2 separate regions of the Mus musculus genome follow, and region 2 is linked to region 1. The links are chromatin contacts, found by Hi-C or POLR2A ChIA-PET in ENCODE. All regions are on one chromosome and are shown on one strand. The core of a region is the stretch at or near the end of the contact, and the rest is flanking DNA. Distances in the headings are between cores, read along the strand shown. Region 1 holds the start of Spns2 (spinster homolog 2). Region 2 overlaps Spns3 (spinster homolog 3).

What was found. Hi-C counts contacts between places; a loop is a spot of excess contacts on that map. ChIA-PET counts read pairs that join two places held with the same protein, here RNA polymerase II (POLR2A).
Region 2: a loop to region 1 is called in a map of left cerebral cortex, with 4 times the contacts of the local background. The contact joins the enhancer-like site here to the promoter of Spns2 in region 1. A Hi-C loop is called at or near these places in 9 of 37 maps with a recorded cell type or tissue (Patski, gastrocnemius, heart and 2 more). POLR2A ChIA-PET finds 5 or more read pairs at or near these places in 3 of 5 experiments (Patski and embryonic stem cell).

The regions. Positions count from the first base shown.
Region 1 is chr11:72,488,318-72,495,020 of GRCm38, reverse strand. It overlaps Spns2 (spinster homolog 2), which reads left to right and starts at 5,101. Exons shown (of 13, transcript NM_153060.3): 1 at 5,101-5,595. The coding sequence starts at 5,226.
Region 2 is chr11:72,518,831-72,525,715 of GRCm38, reverse strand. The region is part of intron 8 of Spns3 (spinster homolog 3); the gene reads left to right. Among named protein-coding and RNA genes, the nearest start is that of Spns3, 28 kb to the left of the region's middle. Within about 2 kb of position 2,983, at least 1 of the 3 ENCODE cell types and tissues checked has a DNase peak (open chromatin) inside an H3K27ac peak, as active enhancers do; it is gastrocnemius, where a contact is called at or near this core.

The DNA of each region.
Region 1 (6,703 bases), core at 3,852-6,351:
CGTGTTTCAAGGTCAGCCTGCTCTATAGATCGAGTTCTAGGACAGCCAGGGCTACACAGAGGAACTCTGTCTTGGAAAAAAATAAATAAAATAACGGAACACAAACTTCTGTATGAGTGGGGATTCAGAGCCATCTGTTCTGAGCAGGAGAGAGACCGAGATGAAATGTTCAGAGAAAAATTCAGGAGGCAGGCCCCAGGCTGGGGGATGGAGACTCCAGTGGGTTGTCAGTGTGGCAAGAGCAGGGTCAGAGTACGCATGCTTTCTCCCAGCCAGGGTGGTGACCTGCAGGAAAGCTGTTTCTAGGATGGAGGGAGGAGTCACCAGGGAGAAAATGCCTTTTCTAGAGATACAAGGATTGAAATCTGGCTGGTTTCTGAATCACCCAGAGCGACAGATACACAACACAAATCAACACATATTTCCTGCACCTGCTAAATGTCATTTGCTCATTCAATCAACAAACATTCTCTAAGCACCTCCTCTGCACTGGATGGTGAAGATGAATCAGACAGGGGATGAGACCTTGAGGCTCATGTCTTTTGGGGGTGGAGTGGTGGTGGTGGAATCATACCAACATAATCAGAATAATGAGTTTGGTGTGATGGAGGAATACACATTACAACATAGCCCCAAGGAGGAAATGATTGGTCATCCAGGTGGGTCAGGGAAGGCTTCTATGAGGAAGTCAAGCCTGTACTGGGTTTGTGAAGAACCAGACACAGGAGCTAGCCTGCAAGGCCTTGTACTACAGGGAGAGCCCAACTAAAGGGTCAGGGGAGTGGGTTGTACATGAGACGCTCTCCGTGGTCCTGAACCATCATTGAGTTACCGACCAAAGGCTTTTCTGGTAAAGGGTGGATCAGGACTACAAATAAATGAACCAATTTTTGCACTTGCCCAGGCTCCAGAAAGTATATGTCAATTCAAGGATTTCCATGTCCTTGGAGCGGTGTCTCAGATCCCTTACCATGAGATAATGTGCCAGAGATATGTAGGAGGCTCTGAGGCCAGAAACACATGGGTTAGAAAGAGTTGTGAAGCTATGAAAAGATCTATGAAGAGGTTTTGTGCCAGGCAGGGATAGGACCACAGATAGGGCTTGGAAAATTACTAACAATCACTGTGGGAGAAAATCCTGGAGGCGGATATGGGCAGGCATTCCAAGTGAGGCATCTGAAGGGTCTGAGATATATCAGTGGGCAGTGGGAACCACTGAAAGCGAGACTGGACGGGCTCTATCTAAATAAGGGGGCAAGTAAGACAGTGACAGTCAAGGATTTCTCTTTGCTGTCACTGTGGGTCAGAAGATAAATGCTGCCTCAATGGGAAGCAGATCAGAGGGGAGAATGCAGAGTTCCACTGAGGATAGCTTAAGGTGTCGGGGGACTGTTGGGAGAATAATTGGGACATTGGGTGACTTGATGGTGAGCACCATCTAGAGCGGTGGTCAGGGTATCACAAACAGATGTGCGATCACTGAGACCCCATGTGTAAGTGAAGGATGCCCAAAGGGCGTGCAAGTGATAAGAGAAGCTACCACAGCCTAAGCCAGGGAGATGCTACCATGTGGAGATGCCAGAGGTGAGAGGAACAGATCTCTAGATCACCAGCCTTGATGGAGCTCATTGTATGTTCTCACAGAATGGTCTGTAGAGCCGTAGAGCCATCATAGTCTTACAAACTGTCTGTGGGCATATGGTAGCTTCTCCCTGCTTCTGAGAGACTTGCAATGCACACACTCATTATCCAGGCTAGTTTCCATTACTGTGACAAAACATCGTGACCAAAGACGACTTGGGGGAGAAAGGATTTATTTTACTTACACTTACACACCACAGTCCATTATTGACAGAAGTCAGGGTGGAAACTCAAGGCAGAAACCTGAAGTCAGGAACTGAAGCGGAGTCCATGGAGAAACACTTCTTACTTTATGTCCTTTGTGGTTTGATCAGCCTGCTTTCTTATTGCACCCAGGGCCACCTACCCAGGGATGACACCACCATGGTGGGCTGGGCACTCCTACATAAATCATTAATCAAGAAAATGCACCCCAGGCTTGCCCACATACCGATTTAGTGGAGGCAGTTACTTAGTTGAGGTTCTTTATTCCAAAACGTCTGTAGGTTGTGTTAAGTTGACATAAATTTAGCCAGCACAGTCATAGCAAAGGATCTGAGACGTCTCTCAATAAGGAAATATCTCTGTTTACCCTACCGTTTCCCAAATATAGTTATCCTTGGAGTAATAGCACCTAATGTTCTGACCTAACTTGTTTTGGAATTTGTTGTTAAGAAAAGGTCACACTGTGTGGGTCACACTGGCCTGGAACTTGCAATCCTCCAGCCTCAGTTTCTCTGGTTCTGGATTATAGGTATGTGCTAGCTCTTGTGTGGCAGTTACAGTGTGGAGCAGATGAATGAATATCAGAAGGTCCTGGAGCCACTGCTGAGTTCAGATTCTCATCCTGTCCAGAAGAAAAGAGTTCTGAAGAAGATGTGGGTAGAATGATGGCTAACCAGGAAGGTACTGACTTAGGAGGTAGCCATAAGAGAGCTTAGGAGCTTAGGAGGGCAGACTGCTTCTTTCTCCAGAGTCTCTCAGTATCCTTGCCACAGAGACAGAAATAATAGCACACAGGTCTGAAGGACATAGTGGCTCATACCTTTAATCCCAGCACTTGGGAGGAAGAAACAGGCAGACCTCTATGAGTTTCGAGGTCAGCCTGGTTTACACAGTGAGTTCCAGGACAGCCAGGACTCTACCTCAACCCCTCTCCAAAACAAACAATACCCAGAGGCCCATCCTATGGTCTTAGGATGCTGCCAGGAGTTCTCACAAAGCCCTCATCTGTGCGCAGCCACACAGCCAGAAAGAGCTTATTGTTTCTATCGCCCTGCCCATGGGTTGGGGCCCTTTATCTTACACAGGATCAACTCCAGAAACTGCCTTTAAGTTAGAAGTCTCATAATAGGAATGGATGGCTTGCTTGGTGGCCCCACATATGAAGGACTCAAAAGACTGCCCTCTTTTCCTACTCTAGAATTCAACCAGGGGTGGAGATGAAGGGCAGTGGATCAAAACCAAAACTGGCCTTGCAGGCCAGGGTTGTGAAAGGGTGAGAGTTCAGGGGTGGGAAATTGAGACGCAGCCTGGGTAGAGTGCAAAGCCATCGTGCAGAGCCTCCTTCACAGATACACAGCTGGGCAGCATCCACAGCAGACATGGTCCTCTCGCTTGGCACAGCCACACAGATCTGGCCCCATGGAGCTTCTGGGTCTGTGCTTGTCTGCTAATCACCTGTTATCCCTGGCCACGCATTGAAACCCCCCCCACCCCCGCCCCCCGACTGACTTTACAGGCCAGAATCCAGCCAGCTGGAAAGAGGCAGCAGGCAACTTTCAGAATGAAATCTGTTTTCCTAACCTTCCGTCACAGTCATTCATACTCAACACGCCGAAGCATATTTTTAGTCAGTTCACAGAATTTAAAAGACACCTTGAAGGCGCCAAGAAACACCAGCTTGGGGATTAACTCTGCTCACTAAGACAGTGGAGTGTGTGTGTGTGTTCGTGTGTGTGTGTGTGTGTGTGTGTGTGTGTGTGTGTGTGTGTGTGTGTATGTGTGTGTGTGTGTGCTTGAGTGCCTTATGCTTTGTCATCCGTTGGCTATGCCATGACTCACTGTGGTTGACACCTTCACAAGATGTTCCTGTTGTGGACGTGGGCTCTGGAGCAGCCTGCACTAGCAAGATGATTTCAGGGCCCTGGCTTCGTACCAACCAGACCATTGACTAGTTGTCTGTTTATGACGGGTCACCTTGGTGACCTGAAGTCTGTCTGTGAAACAGACAGAAACCACTGGATATCTGAGGGGCTGAATTAAGTCTCCCCTGACTCTCTCATTTGAACCAAGGGTTTGGCACATACTAGGGAGAACATGCTATACTGGGTTTTAACTTCTTTCTTTCCTTTTACATATTTATTTATTTAGAGACGTGTTGGCCTGGACTCGCTGGCCTGGAACCTCGGAGTTTCACCTGCCTCTGCCTCCCAAATGATGGACTTACAAGAGAAGACTGTTCTTTACACAGAAGCTACCTAGCCATTCTCCAGAACTGACAACCCCCCCCCCCCCAACGTGCTCAACTACCTGGACTATATTCCCCCAATAGAAACAAAGACCCAGAAAGATAGAGGTTTCGTCCAATGTTAAGCCACACGCAAGAGCAGATATAGGCTAGGATCCAGCTTTCCAACTTTCACTAAGGGTTTTGGGGAGATGGTACCCCCCTCAAAGGCTTTTTCTGCTCCATCCCCTCTCCTTCTCGTTTGTCTGAGATTGGATCTCTCCTGACTCAGCCTCCCAAACGCTGGGGTTACAGGTGTAGGACACCCTGCCTGGCATTGAGGAGGCCCTCCTGGTTCTTTTGGGCTCTAATCCGAGCCCTGGTTCTCACAAGCTCCACTCTATGGGGGGTAGAGATATGGTCAGAGTGAGCCCAGGTCATAGCATGGAGGTGCTTCTCTATAGAGGAGAGCAATGGACCTTCATGAGGTCTGTGTCCTGGGTCCACCAATCATGTTTCTTAGGCAGCGCTGCCTAAACAGACTGAATTAAGGTGAGTAACTGTTGGAGTCAGCTCTACAACAGGTTCCCCAGTTTTGACCATCTGAGACTTTTTTTTTTTAATGCGTAGCTTAAGCCATGGGCCTTCCTCGGCCTCAGCCAGGGGTCCTCTCCCATCGCAGGGGCAGGGTGGAAGTTGAGTAGGGTCTGGGGTACCCTTCTTCCCTCACCTAAATCCTAATCGGTGCTGCAGCTCCCCGCAATCGCTTCCTGATCCCCGAGGGTTCCGTGGCCGCAGCGCTACTGCGTGACTTGCGCCCCCGTCAGGCGGGTGGGGCTGTGCGGCCAGGCGCCCCCGCACCCCCCGGGGCAGCACGTGCGGGGCGGGGCTGTGGCTTGAGCCCGGAGGTGATTGGGCACACGAGCTTGGTGGGCGGGGCCGGCCGCAGCTGTCAGAGCCGCCGGGGCCGCGCGTCTCACTGACTGAACAGTAGCAGCGGCGCAGCCAGGGCTGGAGCCCGAGCGCAGAAGCGGACGGGCCGGGCCGGGATGGTGCAGCGGCGGCTCCGCGGCGCGCGCACGCACTGAGCGGGCCCGGGCTGGGCCTCGCGTCCCCCGAGCCCCCCGCGCCCCCCGCCGCCCCGGCCCGGGCCGGCATGATGTGCCTGGAATGCGCCTCGGCGGCGGCGGGCGGCGCGGAGGAGGAGGAGGCGGACGCCGAGCGGCGGCGCCGGCGCCGGGGGGCGCAGCCAGGGGCTGGAGGTAGCGCTTGCTGCGGGGCGCGGGGTGTTGGGGGCGCTGGAGTCGTGTCCGCCGACGAAGAGGTGCAGACGTTGTCCGGCAGCGTGAGGCGGGTCCCGTCCGGACTCCCCAGCATCCCCAGCACCCCTGGCTGCGCAGCAGCTGCCAAGGGCCCCAGCGCGCCGCAGCCCAAACCGGCCAGCTTAGGCCGAGGGCGGGGGGCAGCTGCTGCCATCCTGAGTTTAGGCAACGTGCTCAACTACCTGGACAGGTACACTGTGGCAGGTGAGCAAATGCCCCATCTAGCCCGAGGACCAGGGCCCTTCCATCCCAGATGCCCTAGGGAGCTTTTGGTTGCCAGCTCCCTAGATCCAAGCCCTCTGGAGAGTCCCTAAGGACCCTCTGTTCAAGCGATGCTTTGGCGTTCCATGGGTCCAATCCAAAGCACCCCACGCTCCCCGTGTTAGGGATTGGTGGAGTTTCCACCCCTGGAGCAGCTTGTGAGCCTTCGCCAAGCCCTTGACGGCTCATCCGTTGTCCTCCCAGAGTCTCCTCTGCGTCTCTCTTGCCTTATCGCCTGTGCGCCCCCTTCCTCCACAGCCGCAGGTTCCCCGGCCTCTCCTCCTTTTCCCTTAGTCCAGGCCGTCTGTGCTTGCACGGCCCGTCTGTTCCTTCTTTCCTCGGTCTCAGCCACCCCCCTGCATGCGTGCGGCCAGTGTGTGCGCCTCTTGCGGGTGTGCGCCAGGCAGCCGGAGTGTGCGCGCGCGTGGCAGCGCGGATATGTGTGTGTGAGCTTGTAAGCGCGTGGCTGACAAAGGCTCGGGCCTGCGGGGAGCCGAGGGAGGGGCGGGGCGGGTCCGTGCCGCCTGGGGACCCAGGATGCGGTTTGCAGCTGGCCCTGGCTTGAGGCCTGGAGACGCCTCCTTCTGCTCCATGGCGCTTGGAGCCTGGAGCAGGGCATAGGCCTGGGGGCGGGGGCTGGGGGGGTTGGTCTAAAGAGAGGCAGCCTCATGCTCCTTGAGCATCTCTGCGACTCAACCCCAGGTTTGAGACTGAAATGGATACAACTGGGTTTCTATCCTGAATGTGCTTAATGTGTGTGTGACCTTGGGCCAGTTTCAGCTTGTGTTTAGGTCTGTTTCCGTTTGTGAATTGATTGATCCCTGGGCCTCTTAGTGTGGATGTGACTCTGGGATTCTATTCTGCTGGCGTCTCTCCCTGTCTTCACAGGGGTCAAGACGTAGGGACCTGTCCTAGAGCTGGCCCTGCCTGAGGATAATGTAGCTTTGAAAAGAAACACTGGTTAGGCTGGTCTCCGGGGCTCCCGGTGGAGGAGTGCAGTTGTGTGTGTGTGTGGTGGGGGGGACCCAACATTCTATCCCACAACCTAATA
Region 2 (6,885 bases), core at 1,734-4,233, 33 kb before region 1:
GGACGCCCTTTCAGGCCGTTCGTCATCCCTCTTCATCCATATGTCTCAATCATACCCTTGGCCTCCAGGACAGAGTCAGCTTAGAGTGTTCTCTTATTGGTGGCCTGGCCCTCTACTCACAGCCTTACTGCTCTCTCTCTCTCTCTCTCTCTCTCTCTCTCTCTCTCCCTCCCTCTCTTGATACATGGTTTCTCTGTGTAGCTCTGGCTGTCTTGGATATGTAGACCAGGCTGGTCATGAACTCAGAGACCTGCCTGCTTCTACCCCCTAAGTGCTGGGATTAAAGGTGTGTACCACCATACCCGATTTAAGTCTGACACTCTCACAGCCCCAACTTGTGAATTCTGGGTTCCTCCCCTTCTCAGCACTCCAGCCCCAAGTACACTATCAGGAATGTGGGAGTAAGATGGGAGTCTTCCCTGCTTGCTGAAAGAGCAGTTCAAAGTAAGTTGTTTGTATCCATTTACTTATTCAAGCCTGTTAAGTGTTGGCCATTGCTTTCCTAGTTCAAATGCTACAGTTGTAGCCATGAATATAAGGGCTCAAAGATCTCTGTCCCAAGGAAATTTACATTCTAGCAGGGAGAAACAGACTACAAGCAAGATACATGAGGAGTAGCAGGGCACAGTGCAGCTGTCTTTAAATCACAGCACTCAGGAAACTGAGACAAAAGGGCCAGGCTGGGCTGTTATACCAAGACCCCACCTCAAAGCAAGCAAGTAAACAAACAGATACATAAGTAAAACTTTTACACTATTTCAGGTGATGATAAATACATAGAAAAATCTAGAGTGGAGAAGGGAGATAGTGAGAGTGGCTGCGGATGAGAGAAGACACTCCTATTTTATACAGAGGCCAGGAGGTTCAGAGAAGGTGCTGCGGTGGCTTCTCCGCCTCCTCTTTTCCTTCTTGTAGTTGCCAGGAATGGAGTGGCGAATCATGTAGATATTTGGCAGAAAAGAGTTCCAGGAGTAGGGTCTGAGCCAGGGGTTATCTGGAGGGTCTGAGGAAAGGCAAGGAGACGACCCTGGTTAACATAGAGTGGGAAGTGAGCACAGAAAGGCTGACGGGGCCTTCGCACATCAGGTGGGATTTTATGCTTAGGGATGGAGATGACCAAGTGGCTGTGTCTTTGAGTCTGTTCCTCTAGTGATACAACGATGGACAGTTACATGTTTACCTGAGGCATTCCTGAGGTATCTTCTACTATGGTCACAGTGTATATTCATTTCTTCTGTTGCTGAGTGTGACTTGGTAGTAGTCTGTTGAGGACTTCTGTATCTGTATGGATAGGGTGTGGGGGTATTAGGGATATGTGTATTTGCATCTGTGTTTTTGTGGTGCGAAGGGCCATGGCCTCAGGATGACCTAGCAAGTGTTTCTCCCTTTTCTGTGTTTTTGCAGCGTATGAAGTATCTGTGTTAATTTGTCTTTAAACATTTGGTAGAATTCATCAGTGACACCATCTGGCTCTGGGCTTTTGTTGGGGGAAGGTTTTGATTATGGACTCAATATTTACTTGTTGAAGGTCAGCTCAGATTTTTCTGTTTCTTTTTGACTGAGTTTTGCTACTTTTACTAATTTTTTTTTACTTAATTTTACTAGTTTAACTAATTTTTAAATTATTTTTGAGATTATAATATTCCATCATTTCCACTTTAACTGTGTATGCTCTTAAACACATAAATATATAACCTGCTTAGTCTGTATAACTACACACACACACACACACACACACACACACACACACACACACACACATGTTTTCTGGGATGGCCATTTGGTATTGGATAAGCACTTGGCATGGCCTTCCCTGGGGGATGGTCGTTTCTCCTGCTCTCAGCATCCCTTAGCTGTCTGTAGCCTTTGTGTATGTAGGACTGAGGCCCTGCGAGCTTTCCCCATGCACCTCGGTGAGCCTAGTGTTGTCCTTGCTCAGCTCATGCTTAGGCAGCCGTGTTGGTGAGGCATTCTGATGTTCCAACTTCCTAGGAAACATAGTCTCACAGTAAGCCCCTGACCCTCTGGCTCCTGTAATCAGTCTGTCTGCTTTTTCACAATGCTCCCTGAGCCTTAGGGGCAGGGGTTGTGTTGTGAGTCTGTCACTTGGGACTGGGCTCTAGAATTTTGATTGATTATGGTTTTCTATAATGGTCTTTATCTTTTGTTTAGAGAAGTACTTCTCATTTTTTCTAGGATTTTTTATTTTTGTATTTAATCTAGATAAATCTAATTCTTGGTATATAAATGCCTATAGTATTTCCTTATAATCCTTTTGATTTCTGTGAGATTGCTATCAGTACCCTTTCACTCTTGATTTTGGTAAGCTGAGCATTCTTTCCTTTTTTCTGTGTCAGTTGAAAGGTTTGTTGACTTTGCTTCTTTTTTCCTTTCCTTTCCTTTAAAAAAATTGTTTTATGTGTGTATGTACATGGGCATGCATGCCAGTGTGTGTACTGATGTGTCCATGCACATAAGTGGATATATTTTAGTAAATGAGTTGTGTGTATGTATGTATGTATGTATAAATCTTTCATGTGTACAATGCTATACACATGTATATTCAGGTTGAATATGTATTGAACATACATATTGAGTTATGTTAATTTATATGCACCTTGTGTCCTTGTCTACCTGACTATGCCTGATGATTGCGTGGGGGGTATGTGTGCCTGGGTATATGGCCGAACATAGCTTTTTTTCTCACTTTAGTTGCTGTAACTACATTGCGTGGGAAGAAGGGGTTTTTGGCAGTACAGTGTGTCTGCTCCCAAATTGGTAGAGACCAAGTTTTCCTGTGTTCCATGGAAATGAAGTTTCCTGCACATATGAAGTCCAGTTTGGGGCTCTGTTCAGGCCCTGTGGCCCACCTGCAGGTGTGAGGGTTCCATCTCCTATCCTTAGGGCCTCTTGGCAAGGGAAGTGGACTTCCCGGCCGGTAATTAGGATCCAGACACATTCGCAGCAAGTCTTGGCTCACACCCCTTCCTTGGCCCTCTTCCCAGAGCTGCTGCCCTTCAGAGGAGAAGGGGTTTGTCCCTTAGAGGAGGTCTGAGCCTGATGCAGGGGCTCAACCATTGTTGACCTGTTGGCTGGAGGATGTGGCTGAATGTTGACAGTCCCACTTTGGGGGGACTTTGTGTTCAGGATGAAGTAACCAGAGTTTGGGCATGGCAAAGAGTGTTCACTGGGGAATCTGAAAGCCCAGGCTGCCATTTCTGCTTCCATATTTCCTGGTTGTATGATCTAGGGTAAGATACTGGCCTTGTGAACCTCAGTCCTCTCAGCAGTAAGATGGGAGGCTGCTTACCTGTAGTCTCACTGTGGAGGTAAATGAACTTTTGAGCCTGTTCTAGTTACTATGGTTGTGTAATGAAACTTGGCCACTCAAAACAACGAAAGCATTTGTTTTGCTCAGAGTTTTCAGTTAGGCAAGACTAGGTTGGAAGCAGAAGGGGTGACATCGTGTTTTCTATCTGAAGTCAAGTAGGCAAATGGGAAGGGCTGGATCCTGGAAGCCAAGCTGTCTGGCAGTTGATGAGAACTTAGCCGGAGTGCCTGCCCGTGTCTTCTCTGTGTAGCCTGGGCTCCCTTACAACACTGTGGTCGGATTCCAAGCATTAGCAGCTAGGGATAACTAGCTAGGGGAAGCTATCATGCCTCCTCTGACTGATCCTGGAAAGTTACTTTGAAAGTGTTGTATTCCCTTGAACTCTAACTTGTTGCTTAAAATAATAACAGGCTGGAGAAACAGAGAAAAACAGATTATTTTGATTTATGAGTATGTACATGTGAATATTTGTTTGGGTGCCTGAGAAGGTCAGAAGAGGGAGTCAATTTCCCTGAAGTTGTAGTTACAGGTATTTGGGAACTGTCCAGTGTGGGTTTGGAGAACTGAACTTGGGTCTTTTGAAAGCACAGCTGGTGTTCTTAACTGCTGAGTCATCTCTCCAGATCCCTAGAGTCTGTCTTTTGATGAGAGAGAGGATCAAGGACCTGAAAGAACATGTGATGACAAGATATCCTCATCTTTGGAAAATACAGTTGGTTGATGTGGCTTAGGTCTTCTTGTCCTCCATTCTCTGGGTGCCTCTGGGGTTTCACCTTGAAGGGAAGCATGTCTGTGCATACAGACAGGAGGCCCACTGGGTACCAGTCTCTGGCTCCACTCTGTTCTCACCGTCTCACCGGTAGGAAGTCTAGGGTTCAAGTTGTACCTGGAACCAAAGCTGGGGTTCCTGAACTGAGGGAATGCATTTTCTGATGTGTCTGAGATCTCAAGAGGTAGATCTGAGGCCAAGTCTTAGCCAGGAGGAGCAGCAAGGACCCCTGTCCCCATCAAATACATCCCAGTATGTCCTGTGTGACATATACCATTCTAAACATTGGGGGGGTGTTGTATTAAACAAAATAGCACACCATCTGCATGGAGTGAAATAAATGTATGTCAGAGGAAGATGCGTTCTGTGTGGATAACAGAAGAGAAAAAGACAAAGGATCAGGGCTCAAGGGGCCAGGGAATATAAGACTCTCTCTATGATGAATGCTTCAGTACTGACCAGAAGCAAGTGAAGGACAGAGCCACATGGTAGTGGGAAAGAGCAATCTGGAAGGAGAACAGCAGATGTTGAGACTCCAGGGAAGAGAAAGCGACTGGTGGGAATGAAGGAAATGTGCCTGGGATGGGGTGAGCCAAGACAGGGTGGAGGGAATGTGTTCCGAGCAATGGCAACAGGAAGTGGGGGATACAGATCGTGTAGGACCAGGAAGTGGGGGATACAGATCGTGTAGGACCTTGTGCCTACAATGTCTTTGGTTTCAGATGTGAACTGAGGACCAGTGAATGTGTCCTGCATACAAGCCAAGTGATCTAAGTGATGGTTTATAGTGGGGATCTCTTGCTGCCTAACAAATCACCCCCAAACTTAGTGGCTTGAAACAGTCTACTATAGTAATTATAATTATTGTTATTTTGAGGCAGGGTCTCGTGAGCCCAGACTGGCCTCTTTGCTGGCTAGTTTTATGTCAACTTGACATAAGCTAGAGTCATCTGAGAGGAGGGAATCTCAACTGAGAAAATGCCTCCATAAGATCAGGCAGTAGGCAAGCCTGCTTATAGAGTGATACAGGAGGAACCATCCCATTGTGGGTTGTGCCACCCCTGGGCTGGTGGTCGTGGATGCTATAAGAAAGTAGGCTGAGCAAGCCATGAGATACAGACTAGTAAGTAACACTCTTCCATGGCCGCTGCATCAGCTCCTGCCTCCAGGTTCCTGCCCTGTTAGAATTCCTGTCCTGACTTCCTTTGATGATGAAGTGATGTGGAAGTAGAAGTGAAATCTTTGTCCTCCCCCAGTTGCTTTTGGTCATAGTATTTCATCACAGCAACGGTGACCCTCACTGAGACAGCTTTGAACTCCCTTTGTAGCCAAGCATAACCTTGAATTTCTGATCCTCCTGTCTCCACCTCCTCTTCCCAGGACATGGAGTTACAGGTATACAACATCATACACAGTTTAAACAGTGCCAGGGATCAAACGTGGGGCTTTGTGCAGGCTAGCTGAGCACTCTGCCAACTGAGTCACATCCTTGGCCTTCAGTGATTTCTCATGGCCGGATGCTTTCTCTTCTGCTTTCTGTTTGTTTGTAACTGCACTGACCTGGGATGGGTGTAATGCCCACACTGACCAGTCTCCCGTGGCTCTTCTCTCTGGGACTCTGTATCCTTTGTTAGAGTAGATAAGCTTCTTTTTAGAACAATATCTAAGAGACCCAAGTGGAAGATGCAAAGCCTTTTAGTCCCCAGGAAGTACATCACTTCTGCCTTCTTCTGTTGTCTAAGGTATGTAGAACCCACCCAGGTTCACTGAGGAAGGGCACAGTGTAAAGGCATGAACATGATGTGGAAGGATTAACTGGGGGCATTTTGCAACTGCCAATCACACAGCTTAAGGAACTCTCTATGGGACTAGTGAGATGGCTCAGCAGGTAAAAGGGCCTGCTGCCAAGCCTGACACCCTGAGTTCGATCCCGGGGACCAACCTGGTAGAAGAAGAGAACTGATTTCTGCAAGCTGTCCTCTGGCTTTGTGGTCTGTACACATGTCTCTTGACCTCCTCTTTGCATGCACAAACACAAATATTAAATAGATAAGGGGAAAACTTGAAATAAAAAAGGCAGGGGAATTCTCTGACTTCTGTGTTGGAATGGAATGGGTGGTGCCAAAGTCAGGAAGAGGAAAATAATTAAGAGGTTTTTCCAATGACACAGGCCAACGAGGGCGGTGGCTTGAGTCAGGCTGGCTAGTGAGGAAGTGTGGAGAAGTGGTCAGGTTCTGGGTGTGTTATGGAAGTAGAGCAACAGGATTTCCTGACAGACTGGGTACAGAGCAAAAGAAAGAGAGGAGTTGAGAGTGTCTCTGTGGCTTGAGCGGCTGGAGTCAAGGAGTTGCTCTTTACTGAGGGGACGTCTGAGGGAGGGGAAGGGTGGCTGTTTTTAAAGTTCTGTGGGGTTCCAATTTAGGCATGTTAAATTTGGGATGTATATTAGTTGCTTTTTCTGTCACTCCAACAACAGCAACTTAAGGCAGGAAGGGTTTATTTTTGCTTCATGGTTTAAGGATGCACTCCCCGGGGCGGGGGCGGGGGCGGGGGGGCGGGGGGGTGGGTAGCAGTACCACGAGGCAGCTGGACATCCTGTGTCTCACTTCCTACCGCTGTGATAAAGACCATGGTCAAAAGTGACTTGGGGAAGAAAGGGTTAATTTCATCTTACAGTTGACAGCCCATCATGGAGGGACATCATGGCAGATACCTGGAGGCAGGAACTAAAGCAGTGGCTCAGGAGTGCTGCTTACCGAGGCTTGCTCCTGGGGCTTGTTAAGTT